Regions from separate parts of the Homo sapiens genome. Here region 1 is linked to region 2. Evidence: chromatin loops called from intact Hi-C (ENCODE). Cell type or tissue: dorsolateral prefrontal cortex. All regions are shown on one strand. Links, peaks and the distances in the headings refer to the core of each region. The heading gives the core; the rest is flanking DNA. Region 1 overlaps CFAP20DC-DT (CFAP20DC divergent transcript). Region 2 overlaps CFAP20DC-DT (CFAP20DC divergent transcript).

Region 1 (15,190 bases), core at 3,871-11,870, 330 kb before region 2:
CTGGCTAATGAGCAACCCAGGACTTGCACCCAGTTCCATTCCCCACAAAGGGCCTTCCGGTGGAGCCTCCTTCTGGCCTCCTCTGCACTTCCACATCTCCCTCTCTTTCCTCCACTGAACTCTATCTCTGTTTTGCTCACAATCTGAGAGCCTGTTTGGTGATCACAAACGGATCTGCTTGCCAGAAAATACAGTGGGAAACGTGGAGCTAAAAATCATTCTGTGCAAGTGGATTAAGTAGTGTACACTAATATACAATAGATAAACCCCCTTTTAAAAGAATAAAACAGCTGCTATAACAATTTACCACAAATGTAGTGGTTTAAAACAATACACCGAGTTCTGGAGGCCAGAAGTCTAAAATCAAAGTGTTGGCAGAGTTGTGTTCCTTTTGGAGGCTGCAGAGGAAGACCTATTTCCAACCCTCTTTTATCTTCTAGAGGCTGGCTGCCTGCCTTGGCTTGCGGACCCTTCCTTGTGTCACTCCACCCTCGTGTCTGTCCTCACATCTCCTACTGTGCACTCTGATCTGTCTCCTCCTGTGAGGACCTTAATGAAGTAAGGGGACTTCATACTAGCCCTTGTGGGGGGCTAACCTCCTGGCCACAAAATCCTTAACTTGATATCTGCATAGTTCTTTTGGTTACAGAAGTTAACTCATTCATAGATTCCAGAGACAGGATATGGACATCTTTGGGAGCTGTTATTCAGCCTACTACAAGTACTATTCAGGGTAGATACTTCTTAAATCAGTGTTTCTGGAAGCTGACTAATATATAGACCCCCTTTCAAAACAATAGAATTTTATAGAACACCCTCCATACTGACTTATGTTTATTAAATTGTTATGTACATATAAGCATTAAACTGCATATAAACTCCTCATGTTTGTAACTCTTATACAACAATAAAACTAAAACAAGTTTACCACTTAAATACAAACAAGCCATAAAATGAACAAAATTTAAATTAAGTACATTTATTTAATGTGACTGAGGATGTGGTTTTATTGAAAATGGAAATGATCAGAAAATATAAGTAGGGTGCTGACCATAGGGGTTCAGTTTCTTCTGAGTTTAACACGCCTATGCTATTGTCTGTTATGTAAGAACTCAATTCATCCTTCTTTCCCCTTCCAAATAGTGATAAAATTTTTGTACAGATAGGATGCTCTGACATAATTTGGCTTTTACTTGCCTTGAAATCTTGCTAATTTCACATCTTTTCTCATTTGTTTAAGACAGTGAAAATGTTACTACTTGGTCCCAATGCAGATACTGACTCTGAATTCACATAGCAGGACTTAACTAGAAAATGGTCATCTGGGTGATTACAGAATATGCTTTTTTTAAAGAAAGATTATTTTTAAATAAAAAATGCAATTATAATTCTTGCAGAGAATTTATTAGAGAAACTGACTTATCTCTGACTTTAATAGTAGAAATAACAAGAAGTGTAGGAAATATTTTTTATTGAGAATATTCTTTCAGGTTAATCTTATGTCACTTAGGTTTTAATTTTTAAAAATCTATGTGAGTTATACCAAAGCTCCTTAAAGAGGCAGTTTAGAATTCTGCTCTTTCAATAGTCTGTTACGATATACTTGATGGGAAAAAAATTGGAAAGGAGAGAGCAAGAGAGAAAGAAAGAGTAATGGGTTTGGCTCACTCCTGTAATCCCAGAACTTTGGGAGGCCGAGGTGGGTAGATCACCTGAGACCAGCCTGGCCAATAGGGCAAAACCTCATCTCTACTAAAAATACAAAAATTAGCTGGGCATGGGGGCACAAGCCTCTAATCCCAACTACTTGGGAGGCTGAGGCAGGGGAATTGCTGGAACCCAGGAGGCAGAGGTTGTGGGAAGCTGAGATTACACCACTGCATTCCAGCCTGGGCGACAGAGCAAGATTCCATCTTAAAAAAAAAAAAAAAAAGGGAATGGGTAAGGGAATGAGTGAATAAGAGGTTATAAACATATGAAAAAGCTGATTTAAATTATGGTAAAGAGTTTGACTATTGGGTTCCATAGTCACTCTGGAATGGATAAAATGCGAATGTATACACAGTCTGGAGAAGGCATGGGCTCCTGATCTTGCTGTAGTTCCTTCTGCAGTCTAACCCTCACCAATCTATTATTTATTCAGTTTTATCCTGTCAGTGAAGTGTGGTAGGAAATGATTGCAGGACTTCTCTGAACTCAAGTCATCCTGTTTATTGAGCTTCTTGTTCTGCAAACATTAGTCACAACCTTGTCTGCTCTCTTCTGAGGAAATGCTAGTTTTCAGTGGGATTGGTGCAGGTGTCAGAAATTCTGGGCAGGGAAACATGCATGCACACCCCCATTCTAGTTCTGCTGAAATTCATTAGCTTATATATTTATTCTTTTGTTTTGTAAAAAAAAAAAAAAAAAAAAAAGGACAAGTTTAGCAAGTGTACATTTCCACTAATATTTCTTTCCTCTTCCTTTGACTAGCCATAAAAGCTGCTACTGTCGTTCACACTAGAAATAATTTTATGTTCTCTTTCTGAATCAAAACAATGACTTTTATAATAGAGGAGAGAAATGTTTTAAAAATCAGCAAGGCATATACAATTTTTTCCTTGAATTTCAATTTGTCAAGCTAATATATACTATAATTACGTGTGGAAGATTTATCAAAAGTCCTAATCTCATCAAAATCCTATATGTTGTGCAGAATTTCCTGAATTTACCTTCTATTGATAAATTCACTCACTTTCATTTCTTTTATGTTCTCAACTCCAAGTTTCTGAAGGGCATATGACATTCGTTTTCTGAAGTTGTTTATCCTGATCATTACAATATAGCTACAGCTGAAAGACCTTGTTTGCATATAAGTGAGAACATGATTAATATTTAGTGAACGAATGGATGAGTGAGAGAATAATGCTAAAAAGTTGATTTTGTTGATTTTAATTTAATGAATTACTTTGATGCCATCATATGATTTTATTATAAGTATATTCTATTGGAAACCAAGAAAAGATTATAAAGAGATGGGATGGGATGAGGATGTGGTGTGGGAAGAATATGTTTGATTTTTTGGTGCAAGTTCAGAGAGATTTTTTAAAACATGGTAAATAATATTTAAAAAATTTTAGTCACTATGCAGGCCTGATTATTTTTACATTTAGTTTTTATATTTGCTTCAGATCTTTGATTTTTGAGCAAAAAATGAAAATAAAATCATTTCTTATTTCTCCATGCCCAGGCCAAAACTCTTTTCCCACAATCCAAAAGTAGCCATGGTTGTGGATTTGATGCAAATCCTTCTAGTTTATTCTTTTAAGCTTTGGCACCCATAGCTATAGTATTTGTATTAGTCTGTTCTCACAATGCTAATAAAGACATGCCTGAAACTGGGTAATTTATAAAGAAAAGAGGTTTAACTGACTCACAGTTCCACAGGGCTGGAGAGGCCTCAGGAAACTTACAATCATGGCAGAAGGGGAAGCAAACATGTCCTTCTTCACATGGAGGCAGCAAGGAGAAGTGCTGAGCAAAATGGGGAAAAGCCCCTTTTAAAACCATCAGATCTCATGAGAACTCACTATCACAAGAACAGGATGGGGAAAACTGCCCCAGTAATTCAATTATCTCCACCTGGTCCCTCCCACAACATGTGGGGTTATGGGAACTACAAGTGAAGATGAGATTTGGGTGCGGACACAGCCAAACAATATCAGTGTTATTTTACAGTGTGGATTTTTAATGTACGTACATGTTAGCATGATATGCTTCATAGGAGGGTTATGGTTTCCCCTCCTTTTTCTCCTCTTTTTCTGTTTTTACTTCTGTTCTAATTTCCTAACCCCCTATCTTTGGTATATTGTACAGATAGCCCCTTTAAGTCAAGAAATCATATTTTTCAGGATTTAGTATTTTCCACAAAAGGGTGGGGGGCCTGGGGAAGGGAGATATTTACTCAAACTCCCACCAGCTGAAACCAATCCCTGTTAAGGTTTTGTTTCAGTTGCTAGAGCCCACATCTCACACCACTCCATTTCCTACCTCTTCCTGGTGAAAATCCCCAGAAGAGCCGTCTACACTCACTCTCTGCTGTCCCTCTGCCCCCATCCTCCCTTCAGTCCTCTTCAGTCAGGGCTTCTTCTCCACCATGCCATCTGGGTCCTCACATCCAATGACAGTTTTCAGTGCTCTTCCTACTTGCCTTTTTAGGAGCCTTATTAGGACACCCACACCTTGGGGTCACCCTGGACTCCTCTCCCTCACATTCCACATTCTTCACCAAACCACATCAGCTCCACCTGCAAAATACGCCCAGAATCTGACCCTTCTCATCCCATGTTCTACTACCATCCAGGTCCAAGGCATCCCACTGTTGACTGAGATGATTGCAGTAACCTCCTAACTGCTCTTTTGCTTCCATCCCTGCTATTGTCTCAACGTTTACATTCCCCAAAAATTCCCGTATTGAAACCTTCACTCCCAAGGTGATGGTATTAGGAGGCGGGGCCTTTGCCAGTTAATTAGGTCATGGTGATGAAGTCCCATGAATGGGATTAGTTTCCCTATAAAAGAGACCCCAGAGAGATCCCTCACTCCTTCTGCCTTGTGAGGTCAGTGAGAAAATGGCCGTCTATAAGGATCCAGGCCCTCACCAGACACCAAATCTGCTGGTGTCTTGATCTTGGACTTCCCAGCCTCTAGACAATGAGAAATGAATTATGTTGTTTATAAGCCACCAGTCTATGATATTTTGTTATAGCTGCTTGAAAGGACGAAGACAAGTCCTTACCCCTTTCCAGCATATTCCCAACATAGTAGCCAGAGTGACTCAATCTTAAAACAGGTCACATCCACATTTGTTCAACAAACTGCCCACAGCCTTCCAAGAAAGCCCTGTGATTAAATAATGATTTCCATGAACTGGTGTGATCTGGCCATTTGCTACCTCACTTTGACCTCACTGCCACTTTCCCTCATTTACTCTGTTCTGGCCACTCTGGCCCCTTTGCTCTCTCTTGAATATACCAAGCACTCTCCTGCCCACCAAAGCCTTTACTGTTTGCTGTTCTCTCTGCCAAAGCTTTTCTCTAATCATCAGTATGGCTCCCCACCTTACTTTCTTCTGTTCTGTTAGCAGTGAGTCTTGCCTTCTGTGCTGGGAGTTCCTGGAGTGCTTCTCCCTGTCCTGCTCTGTTTTTCTCCATGGCACGTATCACTGTGTAACATACTTCATGTTTACATGCTCATTTGTTTATTTTCTATAGCCTGTCTCTAGAATCTAAGCTCCGTGAAGCAGGGAACTTATTTTTCTACTGTTATGTCCCACGTCCAGAATTATGAAATGGACCCAGTAAGAATTTGTGGTTATGAATAAATAAATGAATGACTCTAGTATTCTTTATATTATATATCCAATTCACTTTTAATAAAATGGCATCATATAAACATAGCTTGCTTTTTAAAACCTAATAAATTGTCAACAATTTCCCATATCAAAAATATTATTCTATAACATTTTGCATAATGACTTCTCGATATTCTATTTTAGAGATGCACAATAATTCATTTAATTCTCTAATGCCCCTTTTGATGGTGTGCAAAATTTTTATAACAAAGATGACCACTTGAACGCACATCCCTTTCTGATGCACTCTCTCTTTCATTCTGTGGACTAACACTGCAACTGGAAAGCTGGCAGGCCTGGAGCTCTGCTGGCACGTACAAACTTGTGGCATTGTCTCTGGGCCTTTGGATTCCTTGCTTTATAAACTTCCCATAGCTACCCAAATGTTGCGCCTCTGGTTTCCTTTCCTTTTCCAAACCACCATCCAGTTTTGTTGAGTACTGCATTTCAATACTTCGCCTAATAGGACGTGCATCCTGGGCTGAAACTGCAAACTTTTTTCCCTTAGGAGATTTTGGTTGATAATATAGGAATATAGCTTATTTTATTTTGCTAATTTTATGGAAGCTCCTGCCTATGACTTAATCTTTAGCACCTCTCAAATCAATTGATCAGAGGCAATTTAGAGAAAACATCTGTTTTCATTTCCTACCTAGTGACCAATAAGTGACTGTTTAGGAATAACTAAGTGTTCTCACTTTTAGCATGCAACAAGAACTGCGTGCCTCAGTTACTAGCATAGGAACTTGCTGTGTCCTGAGGGGAAATGTTTTTCTCTGTAGGAGGATAAGCTCCTTAGTAGCATGAACCTGAGCATAAATCAGAGCTTCATTAGCTTCAGGGACTATCCTTTTCGTCATCTAGAGAAATACACTTTTTAATTTGCTTGCCACTAAAAGTTTAAAGAGATCCCAATTATTTTTATTTATTCATCCAAGTCAGCTAGCCTAAGATGGCCTTACTCAAAGTCTCAGAATAAAATAAAAAAAAATTACCGGAATAAAAGCTGCTGTACAGTTTCCTAGGAAAGGTAGGTTATCTTTATCTGTAAAACATACTCAATTTAACTATTACATATGATTGACATTATGGTAATACTTAACTATTTTTATAAAAGTCTTCAGTATGCTCTGTCATTTGACCTTGCAGCCGGAATATCTTTATTTTATTGGACATTGGAGAGGAAGTTCTTAGAAAGGGCAGTGTTTTGTCTGTTGTCATAGAGTTAATCAGTGGTGAAGCCAGAATTTGAATCCCAGCCACAGACCTGTTTCTTATCACGAAGTCGAGGTGCTTGGCATTATCCAGTGTTCTGTACCCTCCTGCATATTTGAATTACCTGGGGAGATTTTTAAAAATACAAATTCCTGGACTCATCTCTCTCAGATATTCTGAGTCCTTAGGTCTGGGGCAGGGCCAGGAATCATTTTTTTAAAAGCTCCCTGGGTGATTCTACCATGCAGCTTAGGGGTTCTCCATTGCAGTTTCCCTCGGCAGAGAGGAAATAATATGCAATTAGCCACTAATCAAGAGAAGGAGCAGTTTAGCTCATAAGATAGAAAAGAATTATGTCTTTGTTTTGCTGTCCTGTCATGTCGTTAGAAAAAAAATCATGGGAGTTTAAAAGTCATTGCAGAGGAATTTAGCTTTTTATGAAGAATTATGGGATGGCAGAGCTTCTAGGCCCCCTGAGGAAATAAATCTGCCCACTTTTGGCTGGCGCATGACTCCTTTAACAGCTGTGTGTGGTCAGCAGTTTACCTTACAATTACCTTATCTTGACCTATCTCCTTTTGATGATGCAAAAGGATGTTAATCAAGGTTGACTCTTTTTTGGTTCATCCTAAGAATTGACCCCAATCAGTGAATCTCCGCTCTTTGTTTAAAGTTTTGAAGCACAAAGTTTTGACTGTTCCATTTATCTTTTCTGCCTCATCTGCAAAGGAATTGGCACGTCTCCAGGTCTCCAACTGTGTGGCTACTTCTCATGCTCGCATCTCAGAAAAGTGATGGAATTGTCTGTTGTACGCACATCAGCAATGTTCAGTCATGAATTGACTTCTTCGGACTCTAGTAGTGCCTCTTCATCAAGTCTGTGTGTATTTTTTCACCAGTGCTGATGCTTGATTTGTTATTCCTTGTCTCTGCTGCCTCAGACAGGCCTTCCCGGGATTCTAGTCCTATGTTGTTTGTCTCTATTCATGTGCGTCATTATTGTGTAACTGCCCACATTTTAAATAATTGGCTTTGAGGAGGTGAGAGGCACCCAGGCAAAACTAAGCCCAGTCTTTCAGACCCACTTGCCGGTGTTGGAGTTGGCAGCACAAGCTGGGTATTCTGAGCTAAAATACTTCATCTCTTTGAGCCTCAGTCTCCTCATTTGGTTTGAGGACTAAATAAAGCAATTTAAGTCTCTGGCACACTATGGGTGCTCAATGTTAGTCTCTTTTTCTTGGTTTTTCTAAATTTGGTGTAACATGATTCAAATACTATTCACTACTTAGATAAACCTGACTGTGTTATCTTTGTTCTCATTAAATAGATCTGGTTACCCAACAATGCAGTTTCCTGAGCTCTGTATATTCTGACCAGAAACTACCCAGAATGTGGCCAGCCCTTAAAACTGCAAGTCACCTGGGAAGGGAAATAGTATTTATTAATACTCCACCCCACCCCATAAAACAAGATATGCGTGTGTGTGCACTCATGCATGCATGCACACACACACACACACACACACAATACTCAATGAACTGTGCTACTAGGGACTTTCCTCACAAAAACTTCATGAGGTAGGCAGCATTAATATTCTAACCTTATAGATTTGGATTTGAGACTTAGAGGATCTAATTTGCCCACGGATACACGGCCACTAATTAGTAAAGCTGGAATTCCAACCCTTATCTCTCTGATTCCAAAAATGGTTACCTCTTCAGTAGGCATCTTTTGGCTTTTTGGTAGGATATCTATTCAGAGAATAGTAAAAGAGATACTTGAACTACAAAGTGCAATTCATCATCTGCTTTCACAAGCTCCAACATTTCCATGAAATATTTGGATAGGGTGAGGTATGGCAACTTTGGGGGTGTGGGTGATTTGGTTCATAACTGTGTGTTTATGTGTGTGTTGGCATGGGTGTGTATCTGCAGCATGAATGTAATTATAATAACCCACTCACAAAACTCCTCACACTAAGGGGCAGAACTCTGTATGTTGAGAAACCACAAGTCTTTAAGTAAGAAATGTCTCACAGGAGTCAAATATCAACCAAACATCTGTGTGGCTAATCAAGGAGCTACAAGGCCACACTTAGTCAACAGGAAGAGTCCCTATAGAAAGACATCACTAAAAGCAGTGCCATATGATTTATTTGCTATAACTCAATTTCCATCTGTCTCATAAGGTGGATTGTGTACACACTGCACTGCAGGCATTCAGCCACGGTGGAAGCATACCAAGGAGCAGAAAACCTTCTCCTCCCTCGGGCTATTGGTGATATGCTCTGCTAAGAACCAGGCAGGGCCAGGGTGGCCTACAAGGAAATGCCTTGGGCCGTCTTGCCAAGACTTCATACCTTTAGGAGCTGGCTGGATCATGGGCCTTTGAACAAGGTTCTGTAGCAGTAATGGGGCCAGGTGGGTTTTAAGCATTCTGCTTTTCTCGGAGATTCCTTTGACTCACATTTGCAGACTCCAGATGGTAATTTTGCCACTTCAGGCAAGATGCTGTTCATAGTCCCTTAAATTTCTTACATAAATAAAGAATGAGCCAAATAAATACTTTCTTGCTATTGTGTGTTGAAGAAAATCAGGTGAAACTGAAACCCTTTCGCATTCTGTAAACAGTATACAAAATGTAGGAATGCTTAAGGCTGAGTAAAAACCAGTGTGATCCTATAAAACCAAGCCATTGCATAAGAACCAAAGAACTTCTAGAGCCTTCTGAAAATTAATGATTATTTTAGACAATATTAACCTTTATTTTTTGTAGGTAACAGGAACCTCATCTATTTTGTTTCAAAAGCTTCCTTGTTTAGGTTACTATAATATCCTCAACAGCTTTGAAGGAAGAGATTTTAAGAAACTATTTCTGTAGGAAAATTTCCTCCTTTGGCATTCCTTTTTGTTAGGCAAACCTATCTTATAGAAAGTCAGCACCATGACACATTTGCTGTGGAGAGAGAGGAAAGGAAGTCAAGGAGAGGGTACCCTCAGACAGGGTTATATGTTCTCCCTCCAGGACCCATAGTGATGATATGGTTTGTCTGTGTTCCCACCCAAATCTCATCTGGAATTGTGGATCCTGTAATTCTCACCTGTCGTGGGAGGGACCCAGTGGGAGATAATTGAATCATGGAGGCGGTTGCACCCACACTGTTTTTGTGGTAGTGAATAAGTCTCATGAGATCTAATGGTTTTATAAGGGGAAATCCCTTTTGCTTGCTTCTCATTCTCTCTTGCCTGCTGCCATGTAAGATGTGCCTTTCACCTTCCACCATAATTGTGAGGCCTCCCCAGCCACGTGGAACTGTGAATCCAATAAACCTCTTTTACTTTATAAATTACCCAGTCTCAGGTATGTCTTTATCACAGCGTGATAATGGACTATTACACAGAACATTTCTGAAGTACACTGTAGCTAGCTGTGTGACTTAGGGCAATTATTTAAAGACTCAGAGATTTAATTCCCTCACCCATGAAATGAAAATAATAATATATATCTTTTGGGTTTCTCTTGATGGATAACATGAAATTACAGAAAATCATGTTGTTACTCCAATGTGCTGAGTAGACAGGGTTCATTAAATATTACTTACATCTGAATCTGAATGTTAAAGTGTAATGCTGGAATGGGAAATGCAAGAGGACAATTCTTGTTTTGTGGGGTTGGCATATCTGCTGGGTGAGGAGGGCACTTCCTCATTAAATTACTCAGCAAACTTCACTGAGAGCCCATTGTGTTCCAGGCACAATGCTGGATGCTGGGGAGAGGGATGAATAAAAGAATCTCAGCTCACATGGAGCTCATGGCCTGGTTGGGGAGAGGGACATTTAAATAAATAAATCACTATCTGGTGCTGAGTGCAGCAACTGAATCATGTGCAGGGTAGAGAGATAACACAAAGAAAGTAAGGTCAACAATGTAAGGTCATGGGTTCAGTCTGATCTGCTGTCTGTTTTGGTAAATGAAGTTTTATTGGAACATAGCCTGCTCATTCATTTACCTATTGTCTATGGCCACTTTTACCCTTACGGTGAGTGCAGTCGGTTCTGCTCTAAGGATGCACATGCGTTTCTGAAAATCACCACACTATACACGATTGTGTAATAAAAAACACAAGGCCTATGGGGGAAATGGCACTGGGCACAGCACTCAAGAACTTGGCCAGTGACACATAAAAAAATGGATAACCTGAAAAAGATGACAACATATTTCTACACATGTAAAATGGTTAAGAAACATATAACAATACTACCACAAATATGGCCACTTGCCTTGAAAAAGCCCTGGCATTAGCCTGTAGAAGTGGGAGTGAGAAGCGCTGCAGCTCATGAGCTATTGTGGAGCGGTCAGAGGGGGTTATCTGGAATCCCAGGGAAAGTTGTAGCAGTGGATGTGCATGGTGTGGCTTATACACTCATGCTGAAATGAGGGTGGATGGCAGATGTTTGATGGGGGTGTGTGTGTGTGCATTGTATAATTTCTTACGTGTCTTGTTACAGATGTGTTCAGTTTTTTTGCTTTTACTTAGTGTTTCTCACAGAGGAAATTGCACATAAGCAAACGTGAAATTCATGTCACGCCCATATTGTTCCCTAATATATTAATCGTATTGGAACAAATGCACATTTCTAAACAAGTGTTAGAGCAGAATTGATTGTTGTTGCAACAGAGACCATATGGCCCACAAATTCTGAAACACATACTATCTGGTCCTTACCAGAAAATGTTTGCTGACTGCTGGCACAGAGGAAGGAGGGGTCAACTCTGAGGGAACAGGAAGGCTGCCAGAGGGTGCTGTGTCTGAACTGTGTTTAGGAGGTTGAAGAAGGCAAGTCTGAGAGGTAACACAAGGGACTGGGAACATTTTGCCATTTTTATTGTTATTCCCTCTCCCATGCATATACCTACATTCACTTATCCTCCTTTCTTTCCCAAGAGTATAGCTCTTCCAACTTTTGTATAGAGTGAACCAGGATGCAATACACAGCCTTATGGGTCAGAAAATGCTCCTCTGATTTAGGAGCACTCAAAATGCTGAAAAAACCCCTCCTCTTGTCAGCCCATATCTGGGAATGGCACAGGCCTTGCCTGGGCCATCCCTTGCATGTGGAAAAGCAGTGGTTCAGTAGGAGAGGCAGCAGAATGGCCCATCAGTGGGTTACTAGGATACCATGTGGTCTCCCCTTTTACAACCCTCTTTGTGAGGTCCAACTCCTCCCTGGGGTCTGGCCTCATCAGAGTTTTCATCCCTATCTCCCTAAATCATACTGAACTTTTTTCTAATTCCATATGAGAGTTATGAGTCTGAACAGAGATATGCAAAACCATTTCAAAAAATTGGCTGTTTTCCAGATCAGCAAAATCAGTAGGAGGTGATTAAAATAACTGACCTCAGGAAAAAATACAGAGATGACATTGATGAGAAGGAGGTGTGTTAGTCAACCACAAAGAAAAGAAGGAGAGAGGACATTTTGGTCCATCTCTCTAAGGCCTCTGTTCTTATCAGAGGAAACAAAGGCATATCAGACTACCTCAGTTTAATGTCAGAAAACAATCGTGTTACATAACTCTCCTTGATCTGCTTTCATGTCCAAGTATCTTCTTTTTAATTATAATTTGCCTTCAGGGAAAACATGATGGCCGTACTAATTTACTCTAATCCAAGTTACTGCTCATAGGAAACAATATATTGACCATCTGGTGTTATACATCAGGCTCCTGAGTGTGGTTAGTTAGAGTCTACCCTGAGTCTATTTGATTCTCAGGCTCCAGAATATAATAAATCTGGTTTCTGGGTTAGCAGAGTGGAAGACTGGATTGAGCTCCAGTAAATATAGCAACATAATGTTCATTCCCTGTGAGCCTCTACCGTGCTTGCAATGTTCTTTCCGTCAACTGTGTATCTTCGAGCCTTGCTTTAGGGTCAAGCCCAACGCATGCTGTGTTTTATGATGCTCTCTTTTTCACTCCCAGACAATACCGTTCTCACTGGCCTGTGAGAACCCACTGCACGTTATTTACACAAACCTGTTCAGAACACTTGTAACACTTTATCTTGCACTACAGTTATTTGCCCATGGGCTATTTTTGCCTAAACTTGGAATTCTGAGAAAGCAGAGTTTGTGTGCCCTGTTGCACCCAGCACAGTAAAATGCTTAATGAACTAGTAGCATCCTGACAGCATTGGTAGGCACAGCAGTTATGGTGTGTGCACACGTGTGTGTGTGTGTGTGTGTGTGTGTGTGGAGAGGTTTCATCTGGAGCAAAGGGACTTTGCTGAGGGAGGATACCCCCAGTTAAAATTTATGTGGGTGGAGGAGGAAAAGCTCGATAGTCAGGCATAGAATGAGAGCCCAGGTCTCTGAGTAAGAGCTCCCATTGCAGACTCTGTTTTGAGCACTCTGCACACACACCATCTCTTCAATCCTCTTAAGGATCCTGTGATAGTGGTGAGGTTTACTTTCCCACTTTTACAGCTGAGGAAACTCAGGGAGATTAAGGAATTTCCTCAGCATTAAGTAAGTAGTAGCTAGGCTGGCTCTATGCTTCATCCTCTTAACCACCATGCAAAAGCTTCTTGTCAAGCCTGGCCTTGGACCAGCTCCTTATGAAGGGAGGGTGGTTTAACCTGCACCAATCAATGAGTCACTAGCACGAGAATACAAAGGAACGGATTCTGGGCTTCAGACTCTCTGTCCAGTGCATTGCCAATGGTCCTTTTGTGAGGCGTGTCCTGCAAGATGACCTTGGGGCCTGAGCCACATCTATGTGCCATCCAGCCTGGCTCTCACTTCTTTGTAAGGCACCACCTTTGTGCAGGCCCCAGGATTCATTGGGTCCATTTTTGGAAATAGATCCTGGAGAGTAATGCCTATGTGTGGGTTAACTTGTAGAGCACAGAGCTCTAAGTCCCTGGAAATATCTTTGCAGGGTGACAATGCTCAGGTGACAAGAATGCTTGGCCAGAAGGGCACATTGGTGAAGAAGGGTGAACCAGGGTGAACTATATGATCTCTCTTTCAAATGATGTAAAAGACCTAAGAGCCTTTGATTCCTTGTTTTTTCTTACACAATGCTATAATGGAAGTAGGTCTGACAGGTTGTCCTGAAATGGGAAGAGAAGTGGACAACTGTCCAGAGGTGGGCTGGTCCTATTCAACTGCTGGTGACTCATCAGGGGAATGGGGGGCAGGGTTGTGCTCACGTCAGCAGGCTGTCTCCTTCAGTCTTATCTACAATTTGGGATAAGTTGCCTTTTTTTTCTAACAAGATATCTTTGGAGGAGAAAATCAGATAATAGGTGTGAATGTGTTTTGAAAACATTATAAAAGTGGCACCAAGGCATAGTCTGCTTTTTTTTGGAGTGGACAATTTTTAAAAGCCATTCCTGGGCTGGGCATGGTGGCTCACACCTGTAATCCTAGCACTTTGGGAGGCCAAGGTGGGTGGATCACGAGGTCAAGAGTTCAAGACCAGCCTGGCCAAGATGGTGAAACCCCCAACTCTACTAAAAATACAAAAATTAGCCAGGCGTGGTGGCAGGTACCTGTAATCCCAGCTACTCAGGAGACTGAGGCAGGAGAACTGCTTGAACCCAGGGGGTGTAAGTTGCCGTGAGCCGAGATTGTGCCACTGCACTCCAGCCTGGGTGACAGAGTGAGACTCCGTCTCAAAAAAAAAAAAAAAAAAAAAAAAAAAGACCATTCCTGCAGCACAACTTGAAGTTCATTCGATATCAAAATGGCTTAGAGGTTCTACTATGGTGTATGTTTCACATTCAGTTGGAAATCCCTCTTCTTTTCCTTTTTAAATGTCTGTGGGAGGCTGAATAATGGCCCTTAAAGATGTTCAGATGCTAAGGCCTGGAACCTGTGCATATGTCACCTTATATGGCAAAAGGGACTTTGCAGATGTAATTCAGCTAATCTTGAAATGGGCAGATTATCTGAGTGGCCCCGTGTAATCAGAAGGGTTCTTAGAAGAGGGAAATAAAACCAAAGGTAGAAGAAGGAGATGAGAAGAAGGAAGCAGAGGTTGGAGTGATGTGCTTTGAAGATGGAGGAAAGAGCCAGGAGCCAAGGAATGCAGGTGGCTGCTAGAAGCTGCAAAAGACAAGGAAACAGATTCTCCCCTGAGACTTCCAGAAGGAGTGCAACCCTCCCAGCACCTTGATTTTACGTTTCTTACCCCCAAAACTGTAAGGGAATAAATTTTAAGCTGCTTACTTCCAAAACTGTAAAAGAATACATTTTGTTTTAAGCCACTAAGTTTGTAGTAATTTATTACGGTAGCAATTGGAAATGAATAGAATATCCTCCCTCCCCTCCCCTTTCCCTTCCCCTTCCCTCCCCATCCCCCTCCCTCCCTTCCCTCCTTCCTTCCTTCCTTCTTTCCTTTTCCCTTATTCTTCTACCCTTTCTGTCTCCCTCTGTCCACTCATTCCCTCTCTCTTTCCCTAAGCCCCTTCCTTCCTTCCTCTTCTCCTTCCCCTTCTTCTATTTACCCTTTCCCTTTTGGGAGTAAACAAACCAAGTAGCAGTTAGTAAAATACCTGATGATTTAATAGTGATAGGT
Region 2 (15,190 bases), core at 4,277-12,276:
TACATGTGTCTTTACAGTAGAATGATTTCTAATCCTTTGAGTATATACCCAGTAATGGGATGGCTGCTTCAAATGGTATTTCTGGTTCTAGATCCTTTAGGAATTGTCACACTGTCTTCCACAATGGTTGAACTAATTTACAGTCCCACCAACAGTGTAAAAGCATTCCTATTTGTCCACAGCCTCGTCAGCATCTGTTGTTTCCTGACTTTTAAATAATCACCATTCTAACTGGCATGAGATGGTATCCCGTTGTGGTTTTGATTTGCATTTCTCTAATGACCAGTGATAACACTAAGTTTTCTTAAAATGATTCTTAGGTTAAATACTTTCCTTGTATTCTACCATGTGAATTGGTGTTTTTTATTAAAATATTTTAAATTTTTTAAAGCTTTTTCAGTCAAACAAGTATGGAAAATGTCAAATTAAACCAAAATAAGTAGAATTCTTTGCTGCAGAACTTGTTGCTGATGCACTTTGGAGTATCATAGAGACAAATTGAGTATGCAGGGATTCCCAAAGTTCCTGAAGCAAATGCATTTTTCTTGGAATGTCTGATCAAATTTCAGAGAAGCAGTGTTGACTTGAACACAGTTTGGGATCTCCATTCGATCATTATGAGCTCCCCAGTACTTCCTGAAAGAATGTTGGGGGAAGCGCACCAGTCTGGACATGCTGAGCAGCCAAGTCTCAGAAAGGCAAGGATCAGGGAAGCTGGGGAGGTTTGATGACTGAAATGTTATCTGGACTCTAGACTCCTCTTTTTCTAGCTGTTTCTTACTTCTATATTAGGGTTCTTTAGAGGGACAGAACTCATAGGAGAAAGGTATATATAAGCTCTCTACTCGATGATTATGAGCTTCTCAGTTGGTGTAGGCTAAGATCCTGGCAGAGGTAGGCATGGGAGAAGCTCTGGATTAGTTGAATCCCAAGGCATCATCCTCTCTCTGCTACCATTGTGGGAAGGGTACCAGAGCAAATCTTCCTTCTTGCTGGGATTAAGCAGCATGCTAAGCCCTCAAAAGGAGTTCCTATATTACAATATGAAGAGCTGTTTTACTTTCTTTACGCCTAAGGTGGCACTACACGATGAGCAATAGATGTCATCTATATGGATGTTTAGAGGCATGAACCATAGAGGAAGATGGCAAAAGCTCCCACTCTTCTTTACCTCCTTTGAACCTTAAAAAAATTCCATAGAAGTTTGCATTACGATTTTCCCCTTTTCATTGCAAATACTTTTATAACAAGATATTGCTTCAACTACAGCACACTGCTGGGAAAAAACTGCAGATGGGAAGGCTGAGGCTAAATGCCACTGACAGGCAGGGGAGCTTCCTGTTGGCTCCAACATTTAGCTCTGATGGTTCGATGGACATTTGAGAATTGGAATTTATGAAGTAGAGGAATTTCTGCATATTCACCTTGATACTGTAGCATCAGAAGGTCACCAGAATGCAGCCCCCACTTTTAAGGAAGTGGAAGATGAAGGTTTCCATTTATACTCTGGTTCATTGTCTCAATTTGGTACATTTTTATGCTTTTGCTACTTATTGATTTGAGCAACTGAATTACTCTTTGGCAAACAGGGCTGCATTAATGCGTTAAAAGCTCATTATGAGGATAATGGACACAAAGTAAAAAGGAATCAAATGATGTGAGTGTTAAAGGTTTTTCCCTAGACAGCTGAGAATAAATTGAAAACAAATTCAATTAAAATAACATTCAGCCTTTTTTATTTCTTCCATGGAGTGCTTCCTCTGAAGGAGGTGCCTAAAGCTAACATGCTGCTTTGAAGGGCTACCCCGTCCTGCACCAGACAGACGTGGGAAGACCAATGCAGAACGTGTGTCCATGATGGGCTGATTTAGGAAGCTGTTCTCTAAAGCCACACGTTTCTGCCTCCTGCAGATATCTCTATGTCTGTTTGCCATATCCCTTTCTGCTTTCTTTTGGTTAAAAATCAGAAGACCCCTCAAAGCAAGGCAAGCTTCCCATCATGTAATAACCTTCCCGCATCTCAGCCTTATGCCCCAAGCTGAAATCTGGGTCTATCCTTACCCCAACCTTCGCTGCTGCTTTAGTTTCACAAGCGCAGTCAGGCTTCCTCTATCCACAGGGATTTTCAAGCCAGCCCTAGCAGTCATGCAGTTTTTCCTTCCTTTTCTTATTTACTGTTCTACTCTATCATTTTTATTATGAAAGTCCGACTCCCTCCTTTAAGAAGACAAAGGATGGAGTGGTGTATTTTATAAGGAAATGCTCGCTGTTTCTTCCTTCCCTCTAATCACTGCTGCCCTTCCACAGGTAACCAAGGGCAGTAGCTGGGTGTGGATTGCCAGCCTATACATTTCCTTTTCCCCACTTCCCTACATCCAACCCATCTCAAAGCTCTTTAATTCTATCTTTAAAATGTTTTTCAAAGCAGTGCATTTCTTTCCTTCTTTCCTAGTCATTGTCACCCATTAGGTGTATTTATTTCCTAGGGCTGCTGGAAGGAAGCACCACAAATTGGGTGACTTAAAGCAACAGGATTATATTATCTCACCATTCTGGAGGCTAGAAATCTGAAAATCAAATGGTCAGTAGGGCCAGGCTCCCTCTGAAACCTGCAAGGGTGTCCTTCCTTGCCTCTTCCTGGCTTCTGGAGGTCTCTGGCCTTACTTGGCCTTACTTGGCTTGCAGCTGCAGCACGCCACACTCTGCCTTTATGCCATCTGGGGTTGTCCCTGTGTGCCTGTCTTCACATGCCTGCCTTTTTATAAGGACACCAGGCATTTGTTGGACCCTACTCCAGTATGACCTCATCTTAACAAATTATATCTGTAATGGACCCTATTTCCAAATAAGGTCACATTCCAAGGAGTAGGGGGTTAGGGCTTCAACACATTTTGGCGGGGGAGGAGGGGACACAATCGAACCCATAGCACAAGGCTACAGTGGACTAGCCTCTTACTTTCTCAGAGTAGAACCTGCCCAGCAGCCAGAAGAGTTCCTTCAATTTCATGGAGATCCAGGCACTCTTCTCCTTAAAACCCACCCTTACAAGGCTTCCGTTGTACCTAAGGTAAAATCCAAGCTCCTGATACAGTTGACAAGGCTTTTTTATCTGGATCCCGCTCAGCTGTGCTGCTCAAAGCCTTTACCTGTAGCCCCTCTCCCTTCATTCAGCCCCCTCGCCCTCCTCCCTCACGCTCCTCATTCTTTGCTGAGTTAGCCCTGCTCCTCCATCACATCATATTTTGAATGCTTCTCCTTCCTGGTGGCCTTCCCTGACCCCTCCAAAATCTTGGCCGTATGTACGCAGCCTTTTTTTCCTCTCTCACTCTCCTACGTGCTTATCTCACCTGTACTGATGTCATCCTCAGGGCATTTGTTTAATGTCTGTCTTAAACAAGTGTTGACGAACTAGGGCTAATGGGCCAAATTTGGCCTGTGGTCTATTTTTGAAAGACCCTTGATATGAGAATGGTTTTTTATATTTTTTAGTGTTGTTAAAAACAAGCATACAAAAAATACAAAGAAAATATGCTTCAGAGACTGCAAGTGGCCTGCAAAGCCTTAAATATTTATGCTCTGGCTCTTTATAGAAATGTGTGATGATCCCTGGTCTTACCTACTATCAACTCCCTGGGAGCCAGAATCTTGTCTGTTTTATTTGCTGCTGTGTCTGGAAAATCTTGCAAGGGGTCTGGCACTTACTAAGATCCTTGCTAGATATACAGTTGTGAAGTGAATGAGTTATTCAATGAATGGTTGGTTCTCAGTGACTGTTGATTTAGGAGAAACCAATCTTTTCGTAACAGCCAGAGAGACTTCTCTGGTAGTATGTATGGATTTTGATAATCTGGCAATTCAGTCATTTAATAAATAGTGAGGACCAGTGACATTTTAGACATTAGTTGAGTAACCAGGGAGGGAGACTGAGCTCTTCTCTTGGGAAACTCATCTGAAGAAGAGATGCAAAATGTGATGAAGGGATTTAACCAGGGCATCACTTGTGAAAGAGAAATTTAAACAGTGTATTCCTGGAGGCTGGGTGTGATGGTTCACACCTGTAATCCCAGCACTTTGGGAGGCCAAGGAGGGTGGATCATGAGGTCAGAAGTTCGAGACCAGCCTGGCCAATATGGTGAAACCCCATCTCTACTAAAAATACAAAAATTGGCTGGGCATGGTGGCTCACGCCTGTAATCCCAGCACTTTGGGAGGCCAAGGTGGGTAGATCATGAGGTCAGGAGTTTGAGACCAGCCTGCCCAATATGGTGAAACCCCATCTCTACTAAAAATACAAAAATTAGCTGGGCATGGTGGCATGCATCTGTAGTCCCAGTTACTTGGGAGGCTGAGGCCAAAGAATCGCTTGAACCCAGGAGGCACAGGTTGCAGTGAGTCAAGATTGCTCCAAGGCACTCCAGCCTGGGCAACAGAGTGAGACTCCGTCTCAAACAAACAAACAAACAAAAAACAAGTGGATTTCTGAAGGTTCAGTTCCTCCTTGGTGGTAGGGAAGAGAAGAAGGGGATGCTGTCATCTAATTTTATATTATCAATACACAAACACTGTTCTCCTAGAGACAAATTTTCCCCAGATGGGCTGGTTGTTGCTTTGCCTCTGGTCCAAACAGGACCATCTCTCATGAGTCATTCTCACTTTGTTGCCCTCAAAGTGCAGGTAGTTGTGGAAAAAAACAAAACTTTAAGCATCCTCAACTCCAGCCTAAATGAGAAAGCTGTTGTCCTGTGCAGCCTATGGAAACTCTTGAGGAATGAACCAGAGACCGCGTCCCTTAGTAGACAGCTGAGCAGCCCTTCCTTATCCAACCACCATCTTTCACCACAAGGCATGTCCTTATGGCTGTCATTTAAAATCCCACCTCAGCTTTTATTTTTTCCAGGTTGCTGCAGTTTTAATGCCTATTTTCAGAAGCAGGATGAATCTGAGATACACAATCTGCCAGTTGACCTAGCTTCTTACAATTCAGTGATTCATTTCAAAATCTCTCCCTGTGAATCTTGAGAAATCAAGCTTAAGGATAGTGTTAAGTTGTACAGAAGGTCTTTGTTCTTCCCACTTTTGGCTAAATTAGAATCGGTTTGTCTTGGACTTATTCTACGCCTTTCTACTAGAACTTACCGAGATCTTTTATTTCCTAACTGTATTTAAATTTTCTTTTTAATGTAAGTCCTTGAGAGTTGGCTTTTGTCCTCCAAACAGGTAGTAGCCTCATCATACAGCTGGAAGTGCCCTTCTTCCCCTCAGTTCTTCCTGCAGCTCCCAACTTGAAGTCCACCCCCCTCCTGGAGGCCTTCCTTCAGCACCAGCAGCTAAACACACCTGTTTTTGAGGCTCCCACGCCTCCCCCAACAAATGAAAAGCCAAATCAAGGGCCCAAATTTGCAGAATAATTAAAATTATATCATTTGTCTATCACAATGAAAGATACAATGGGACTCAAATTCACTGACACACAAGAAGATGGAGAGTTCATTAAAAGAACATGTAGCATAGAAGCTGAGTCCTGCGGTGTGGTGGTGAGGTCCTGGCACAGGACTGATCAGAGCCGCAAGTGTGACATCTTTCGGTCTGTAAGTTGCCCCCTGCACCTTTGCAAGGCTCCGCAGCATTGGGAATAGGAGGCCCTTTGAAATGAGAGGCCTGGCCAAACACTGCTGGGTTTTCTCTGTGTTCAGTGGATCTTTTTCCCCATTGTTCACCAGCACAGTGTCCTGTTCATTTCCTTTAAAGCATATCTTCCAATTTGTAACTATTTTACTTACTTTACCTGTTTGCATTCTGTGCCCTTCCCTTGCCCCCACCAGAATGTAAACTCCATGAAGGTGGGGTACATGTAGTATGTAATGCAGTCTCCTGGTCTCCCCAGCAGTCTCAGTGCCTGGCCTCCTGTAGACCCTGTGAGAGTGACAGTGCCATTCGCAGGGCCTGTTGGTGGTAGGGATGGGTAGGTGTGAGCAGTCCACCACACCTGAGGGCATGGAAGATGGTCCGCTAGTCCTGCCGTGTTGGGCAGTGGTTTAACACCAAGGCCAACCCCCAGTCTGGCAACTGAACTATTTCATGCTGTTTATCAGCAGTGCCCCTCCTCAGCTCCACGAGCTGCATGGGTCTGTGGTTGAGCTAAGTTTATTCAGTTTCAATAATAAATATAAATAAATATGAAGACTAAATAAATGGATAAGACTTTTGTCCCTTGGTCTTTGTTTTCCTGTTGGTCTCTATCTCTTTCATGTTCTCATATGACTGTACTGACCCATCCCTGATTCTCGCTGGGTTCCTGTTTCCCAGAACCTCCTTCTTTCACTCTAGCCATCACTCATCTGTGATCTCTCAAGTTGGATCCCCATTGTCAGTACCGGGGAGCCTCTGCTTGTGATCATAAGACTCCATCATGTCAATGACCTCTCATGCTCTTGCATTACGGTAGTCCACCCTTATCTTCAGGTGACCATTCCAAGACCCCCAGTGGATGTCTGAGACCACGAATGGTACAAAACCCTGTATACCTATATATACTATATTTTTTTCCTATACATACATGTCTATGATAAAGTTTAATATAAATTAGGCACAGTAAGAAATTAATGACAACAATAATAAAAATGGAACAATTACAACAATATCCCAGCATCACTACTCTTATGCTTTGGGGCTTTTAATAAGTACAATACAGGTTCCGTGAACACAAGCACGCAGTCCCTTGGCAGTCGATCTAATAAACAAACTCGCTGCCAAGTGACTAATGGGCAGGGAGTGTGGACAGTGCAGACACACTGGACAAAGGGAGGATTCACATCCCAGGCAGGACAGAGCAGGATTTCATCACACTCAGAGAGCATGCAATTTAAAATTGATGAATTGTTTATTTCTGGAGTTCTCCATTGAATATCTTCTGACTTCCAATTGACTTTGGGTAACTGGAACCATGAAAGCAAAATTGTGCATAAGGAGTATTACTGTGTTTGGTCTTTCCATGTTAAATTAAGTATTTAGATCAAACATAGGGATTGGAAATGTGAATTCTGGAGCCAGGCAGCCTGGGTTCAAGTCCCAGCTCCACCAGTGGCAAGCTAGAAATCCTTGTGTAAGCTGCTGGGACTGTCTGTGCCTCAGTTTTCTCACCTGTAAAATAAGGATAGTAATTGTATCTTCTTCAGAGAGTTGTTGTAAGGATTAAATGCCTTAATCCATGAAAACACATGTGACAATGCCTGGCATATGGTAAGTGCTCAACATGGGTCAGCTTCTGTATGGTCTACACATTAATGCATTTGGCTCAGAAGCAGTCTCCTAGAGTCCTCTTCCTAGGTGCTAAGAGCCTTCCATTGTGTGTGAGGCTTTCTCTGTGTTGAAATGTGTGTTTAAAATAAGGACTTGGGCCGGGCGCGGTGGCTCACGCCTGTAATCCCAGCACTTTGGGAGGCCGAGGTGGGCGGATCACGAGGTCAAGAGATCGAGACCATCCTGACTAACACGGTGAAACCCCGTCTCTATTAAAAATACAAAAAATTAGCCGGGCGTGGTGGCGGGCGCCTGTAGTCCCAGCTACTCGGGAGTCTGAGGCAGGAGAATGGCGTGAACCCAGGAGGCGGAGCTTGCAGTGAGCCGAGATCGCGCCACTGCACTCCAGGGTGACAGAGCGAGACTCCGTCTGAAAAAAAATAAAAAATAAAATTAAATAAAATAAGGACTTGACAAGAGCTGCTCACTGCCCAGGAGAGGTGGAACCTGGCGCAGTAAGCCCTGGGGTTGGACAGCATCTCTGTTCACCCAGCTCAGTGGGGGTGGCCCCTGCCTCAATTCCTGGTGGGCTGCATTGTCTCACACATGGTGGAGGCCCTGGGGAGAGGAAGGGACATAGCCAAGGAGACCTGGAGCCTGTGGCGGCCTAAGCCTCCAGCAGAGGCCAGAAGGCAACAGGCTTTGATGTGCTGCCAGGCTAAGAATGGGGCAAAATGCCAAGGAACAGAGTGATTGGCACCTCAGGCCTGCTGTCTCTGAATTATCATCTGCTTCTAGAGTTGCAAAGGCAGGTGTTGTCCTGAGAGACAGGCAGGGACAGATGCCACACATGCAGGAGCATGGCAGACGGATTCAAGCTGTGACCCTCCAGAGACCACAGTGATGGCTGGGTCCTCCATGCCCCCTTGGATCTCAAACCACCGGGCAGGTGACTGTCAGCCTTCCTGCACCTTTACCACCCCCGTAGTTACGGGTCTGTGGGCAGCTTCTCCCGAGCAGTTCTCCGAGTGGCCAGCAGATGGCGGAATTTCTCTTGTGTTCCAGACAGAGGCTTTCAATTGGCGTAGCATTTCCACTGCTGAGAACCAGGGAGAATTAAGTACTGGTAACATTTTGAAAATAAAATGTAGCAGGCAAAATACCTTGGAGACCACAAATTGGGAGAGCCTTTTAATTTTTTTAATTTTTCAGAAAAAAGATGAAATATACATTAGAATTTACAAAACACTTTTATATTCATCATCTCACCGTAAAAAGGGAAAAGATGAAAATCAGTTTTAACCCCCTTTTGGAAAACAGGTAGGCTGCAGCTGAGTCTTCCATCTGCATGATTGTTAGACTGTAAATTGGATCACTCGGTGCTAGTATGTGACAATATTATTATTGCTGTAATGATATTGATAATGAGAATATCAGAAATAATAGCTGCTATTTATTAAATGCCACTATGGGCTAAGCATTTTACATGCATTATCTTGTTTAATCCATAGAATAACAACACGATGCAGGGATACACAGTGATTTACTGTTGAATCTTGAGACTATAGCAGCAGCCTCGTGCTTATTGTCCCAGAAGTAACTCAGCATCACCAGACAAAAGCCACCAAGAGTTAACTCACAGCGGGATTCGTCCTCTCAAATAAAAACATGCCAACCTGTCCCTTTTGCTTAGAATTTAATTCTGCTACTATTTTCCTCTGTCCTGCTTAGCAGAACATACTACATATTACATTAATAATAACAGCAACAATAATAACAACTATCATTTATTCAATGCCTAGTATGTGCCAGGTGCTATTCTAAGAAAATCTTAAAACCTCACAGCAGCATTACTGGGTAGGAACTTTTAATCACCACTTTACTGATGAGGGAAATAAAGCCCAGAGAGGTCTGGCAGTACTTCTAAAGTCACACAGCTAGCAAACAGCAGTTAACTCCAGGGGTGGGAATCTGTCACTAAGTTAATGGCCCTCGTGTCTTAATTGTCTGAATGAATTTCCTACTGTATATTCCTTGGTTTCATCCCAGCGTCATCATTAGTCTGACGTTCTGCTTGTAAGAGCATTTTCTTGATGTTCCATTCTTTGCCTCCATGGGATTTTTTTTTTTTATGGTGAGTTTTGCCTCTGAGCTTGTGTCCATGCTAATTCCAAACCAAAAATACAGTCCCAGTTGGTGAGTCCAGATTGGTGGTAGGGACACACTCCATATCCCAAGATAACCCTGTATTTCTAAATTATTGGAGGGATTTGACTGTTTGGCAGAGCAAATGGGCATGCAAGATGTTCATCTCAGCAGAGTTATTTTACGTCTTTTTTGAGTGTGTCTCTTTTCTCTGGCTCAGAAGAAAGGGCACTGTAGGATGACTATAACTAACAGTAATTTATTATATATTTTAGATAGCTAGAAGAGAGGCTTTTGAATATCCCCAACAGAAAGAAATGATTGATGTTTGAGTTGATGTATGTGAATTATCTTGATTTGACCTCTATACATCGTACATATTGTAACTTCATGTTATACCCCATAAGTATGTACAATTATTATTTATCAATTAAAAATAAAATAAAAAGAAGCAAAGGGCACTTTGCTTCCTTCCTCAGCAGGTGTCTCATGGCCAGCACTGGCCGGAGTGTCACAGTTCTGAAGCCTTAACTTAGATCTCTCTCTGTTGTTCTCTCCCCCTCTCCCCTCTCTCCTTTGTCCCTACTCCACTTTCCTTCCTCTCTTGTGTGCTCTATTTCCAGACACACTTTTGGGTACCCCATTTGGATGAGAAAATACAGGTTAGGTGTACATATCAGCTTCCTGTGTGCTGTCAAACTTTCTTTATAACATTTGGATTTTGGAAGTGCCTCATGGGTGTATAGGATGGATTTTTGCCAGAAGGGCTTATTTTCAGGCCTCGTGAATACCTCTATCAGGTGAAGACAGCTGTCTCTTAACAACTCAAGTAATAGTGCCTGAGGCCTGGTTAGAAATCCTGTTGCCTCTGCAAATGGGACTGTGGCTGGTATCTGGGTTCCCCGTTCTCAGCCTTCACATCCCAGTTCCCAAAAGTCTCAATTCCCAAGGCTCAGGTGGACCACTTCCTTCCTTTCTGCTGCCAGAGAAAGACATCCTGTTTTAGGGGCTACCCTCCAAGTCAGGAGCTGCCATCAGTACTCAGAGGGTAGTACCAGCTGCAGAATGCATTTCAGAGCTCAGGGAGCCTTGAGGCAGGACAGGCTGGAGGTTTCCTGCAGTCAGTTTACCGGGAGAACGTTTTCAGAGTGGGGTCTGTGGAATGTTATTGGCTACCACATGTACATAGGCATACGTGCGCTCTCTCTCCCTCTTTTTCTTTCTCTTTTTTTCTCTCTCTCTCTCTCACTCTGTCACACACACACACACACACACACACACACACACAGTCACACTGCTACAACCAGGATACAAAATGGTTCCCTGGCTGAGCAAGCCCCGGGAACATTGGATTAAACTGTTTTCTCTCAAAGGTCTTAATTCTAAAAAAGGGTCACAGCTTGGAGGGTTTTCTACATTTTTTTAGGCCAAGGAGTCTCTTCTGGCAGACCATGTCATGGGGCTGGTCATCTGTGGAACACACTTTTGGAAACTCCACACTTGAGATATAGTTGTAAGTGCTAGTTCTTGTCTAAAGGCAGAAAAGTACCTCTTTGCCAAACACCCAGCTCAGCCCTTGAGGAGGGAGGCAACGGGATGTAGCTGTGCTGTGTGCCACTCCCTTGGAATGAGCAATGCCCAGGCAAGACCAGGCCTCTGTGTCAACAACCCATTACTCTCTTTTGTGCACACTTCTCAGTGTGGGCTTCAGTCCCCACCCTCCATGTTTTTCCTAGGGGTCCACAAGTTCACTCTGTGAGTCATTGTCACTTAACCTCAGGGTAGCTTTTGGGGCTGGCCTTATCTTCTGAGAGTTCCCATTTTGGCAGATCTTCTGAGCTCTTCCACCAGCATCATGGTCTCCATGTATGCCTGGATGCAGCTCTTCTAATGAGACTGATCCCCAAAGCTTGGAAACCTCCATGGTACTAGTCTGGCACTGCCAGCACCATACCATGGTGTTCCTCCCAGAGCAGGGCAGTACTGACACTCAGGACATTACTGGGATTGAATATCAGACACCATGACTTCCTTTGTATGGCCCTGCCCATGCCTCTCTGTCCTCAGGCCACTTCAGGCCCTGCGGACCAGATACTTCTTGCCTCCCTGCAAATCTTTCATGAAAAAAACAGCCCCGCTATAACAGGGCTACAAAAGGCAAAGGTAGCAGTCTAGTTTGGGGTCTTCTTAGAAGCAGTAGGTTTGGGGATTGGGTTGGGGGAGGCCTCTAACATCTTAGCCCAGCATCTTGGGACAGTGGATGTTACTACCTCATGACTGTTGTTAACCTGACCTTTCCTACATCTGCCCTAATACAGAAACTAGGACTCTGTATCTCATCTCTGTCATCCTACAGTGAGGTGAATGCAGAGATCCTGCACTGATGTGAAGCCCATCTGGGATCTCTAGACACAAGGCCACCGGCATGAGCATGGCAGCCCAGGGAGAATACAGATGGTGTACCTCTATGCCAAACGGATCAGAATGCTTCATACATGTAGCACAGATTAAAGGCTCCAATGACACCTTGAGTCAGGATTTTAGGAAATGAACAGAGATTCTAAGTCTCTCAAAAGCCACTCCAGACATAAAAACAAAATACAATAAATTATCCTAGACTGGAACCTTTACTAAAGGGAAAATATTGGCCAAAGGGCATCATCCTAACAATTGCCAAAGTTAGAGAATGCACTGTAGGTTACATAAAAATGGTACCTCAAAGGTAAATTTCCTGAATGTGATAAATGCACTGTGGTAACGTAAGAGAACATCTTTATTCTTAGGAGGCATACCCTGAAATATTAAGAGGTTAAGGGACATAAAATATGCAACCTACTCTCAGTAGTTCATAAAAAATACTAATAAATATCTACAAGATAAATTCTTTAAAATTCATTAATCTGGGTGAAGAATACATTATTTTTGTATTTATTTGTCACATTTTTCTGTAAGTTTGAAAATATCTCAAATATTATCCAAGGGGGTAGTTGTTTAGAGATGAATTTCATCTCTGTGATGTAAAACATGCAAAAATATATCCCAAAACCAAGACCTGCAGAAACTGAGTTGGATATTTGCCCTGGTCTCCTTAGCCCAGGGGTCCCAGTGCTCCATGAGGCCACTACCCGGAGCTAGATGAAAAGCCAGGCCTCCTGAACTGGTCCTTGATGGGGGATCTTAGCCTTTTCTCCCTTTAGAGGAGTTGATGGCCAGATGTGGGGAATTCTGGCTGAAAGTAGAGGCATAAATGCAAAGATAGCACAACACTATTTTGGTGAAAGTTGGGAAGTCTTTTTGCTTCACCTAACAAGGTCTGCATGTTTTTATGAATGCTAACCTTATTACAAGGTATATGAACTCCAACCTGGCATTCATAGATCCCCAGAGCCCATGATAATGACTCAAAGGCATGCTACAAAGTAAATGATCAAATTCTATGATCATTTGTTGCCCCATAATTAGAAACTGGCCATCCAGGTATTTCCCCCAATGGTGCCTCTGACCTGCACCCAGACAGACCTATGACCTGTGAGCTGCTGTCCCCACTTGCCTCCCCCATCACCCAGCTCTCCCAGCACTTAGTGCCCAACCACTGGGTGGAAACTTCCAGTCTTCAGGATCCACCTTGACAACTCCAACAAGTCTGCTTCTGTGTGTTCCTCAGGCTGTCAGCAGCAGGGGTGACAGAGTATAGGGGGGCACCATGAAGTGGTGAAAAGAGCCTCTCCTCCATAGCCTGTCACATTTTGTCGCTCAGACCTCAAGGCCACCCTGTTCACACCCGGAGTCTCCCCATTTATCCTAGGAACTGCGATTCTGCTTTGAGCTGAAATGTTGCCAAGCCTCACATGTAAAAAAATAAATAAATACACAAATAAATCAAAATGAAACAGAAAAAAGACACAAGGATTCTGTCTGCCTGTCACCCCTATGACTGTACAGTCTCAAACTCAGTGCATGATGCCTGCTGAGAGACAAACCTAACACTTTCTGCTTCATCCCCTAGTACTTCCCCCAACCCAGATTTTTCTTTGTCGCTGTATATGAAACAAAAACCTGCTCTGCATATTAGTGGATTTAAACAGCTCTCAGGAGATGATGGTAGAGTAGAAATATTACCAGAAGTTGTAGCTGTTCCAACCAAGTGAGCACCTTTTTTGTGTCTGGCTCAGTGCTGAGTGCTTTATGTGATTTATCTCATTCAGTACTTCTAATCATTAAGTTCTATGTCATCCCCATCTCTCAGATGAAGAAACCAGGAAGTTAACTGATGTGTTCAAGATCTCACAGTTAGCAAGAAGTGGAACCTGAACAATTGTCTGGACACATCTGACTCCAAAGTCCATATTCTTCACCCACTGTATGATTTTGCTCCCCTCCCTGTAAACTATGGAACTGATGTGGGGCTGGGTGTTTTCTTCTAGCGTTTGGACTCTAGCAAAGGCTGCCCTGCCCAAAATGACCTGTTCCCCAGAATTTCTACAGGGAGAGGCTATAATACCTTTATGAGTCATATTTACCTACACTAATGACTGTTAACAATATTAAAGCTGAAACTTTAAAAACGAGTCAACTTGCAATAATCTAATGGAAGCCAGAACATACCTAACTCATTCCCATTTTAGATTTGACTTTGGGATACATTGAGTATTTTGAAAATGACAGACTCCTCTATTTTCTTGGCTCCGGGTGATTAGACTGAGTTTGCCTTCTGTGGGTTCCCCTGAGTCAAAGGAAAGAGAGGTAGCTCAGAAGCATATTGCATCACCAAGAAAAGTTGGTCTGAGAGTGAACATCTATAACAGAAAGCCCAGAATGTGAATTATTCAAAATTAGACAATATAGATTGCACATGCTTCTTGTTAAATAGATTTCAGGTGAGGAACTTGTTGCTTCTCTGTGCAGTTGAGTTCCTCATCCATGCCCAAAAATATAGGTAGAATTTATGTTCTGACAGATGCTTATTTATCCCGTTTTGTACCCATAATCTACACTTGTCTTAATTTCCTCTCAATTATGCTCAGGCATTAACTAATAATGACTAACTACAACCCCAGATAATTATTGCTATCTGTTCCCTTTGTAAATATAACTCCAGCACAGAGCTAGAAGAATAATGGCATATTTACAGAAGGCAGCTAATTAAACTGAGTTCCAATTGCTTTCACTTTGCCAGAAGGAGCCATTTTCACAGCAAAAATTGGGTGGATGCTTGCATGCTTACCAGGAACAACCTGAGGTAACATAATTCAGGGTTCCCGAGGCAAAAATTCAGTGCAAGACAAATATACACAAGCAATAAAAATCTCATTAAGGAAGATATGAAGATTGTTTTACCATAGTCCAACCATTAAAAGGGGGTATCATTTTGGTGGGTTTATTTAAGGAATAGTATATATTTCATTGTTTCATAATGGAAGTAATTGCAAAGGACTCTTAGACAATCCTTGAAGAACATTTTTGTCTTCTGTTTGAATCTTTCTTTTCTAGTTTATGAAACTACTTCACCATCTTTAGCCTCATCATTTCTAAACTTTCTAACAGATCTGAGCATTGTTAAGCCCAATACCCAAAATTGTGAAAGTCCAAACACCCACCCTCACCCCTTCTCCTCCATCTGCTCCTCATTTATTTCAGGAATTTGGTCTTAAGCACAACATGATCTTTCATATAGAGTATGGATGCTTCTGTGGTGTGATTTCTGGAGTTTAACTGAACTCATTAGCAACAGTCACACGAATGCAAGTTCCTCTGACAAACTTGGATTGGAAAGCATGTCTTCAGTTTTCTTTCTCTTCTGGGTTTA

Evidence for each region. A loop is a pair of places that touch in the nucleus more often than their neighbours do. Peaks named below come from ENCODE experiments on the same cell type or tissue, not always from the same donor. Only the 100,000 strongest peaks of a DNase experiment are listed, where the experiment ranks them.
Region 1: a loop joins it to region 2, with 2.7 times the contacts of the local background. A loop is called at or near these places in 3 of 110 quality-filtered maps.

What each region holds. Positions count from the first base shown.
Region 1 is chr3:59,238,844-59,254,033 of GRCh38, forward strand. The region is part of intron 4 of CFAP20DC-DT (CFAP20DC divergent transcript); the gene reads left to right. Among named protein-coding and RNA genes, the nearest start is that of CFAP20DC-DT, 160 kb to the left of the region's middle. In dorsolateral prefrontal cortex, for the core only: no CTCF peak of the experiment used is centred there; DNase peaks (open chromatin) are centred at 7,352 and 8,918; H3K27ac peaks cover 1,246 bases.
Region 2 is chr3:59,567,333-59,582,522 of GRCh38, forward strand. The region is part of intron 6 of CFAP20DC-DT (CFAP20DC divergent transcript); the gene reads left to right. Among named protein-coding and RNA genes, the nearest start is that of CFAP20DC-DT, 490 kb to the left of the region's middle. RefSeq lists a silencer at 8,111-8,405. In dorsolateral prefrontal cortex, for the core only: CTCF peaks have their summits at 8,277 (motif pointing right) and 8,497; DNase peaks (open chromatin) are centred at 6,759 and 8,269; H3K4me3 peaks cover 629 bases; H3K27ac peaks cover 3,527 bases.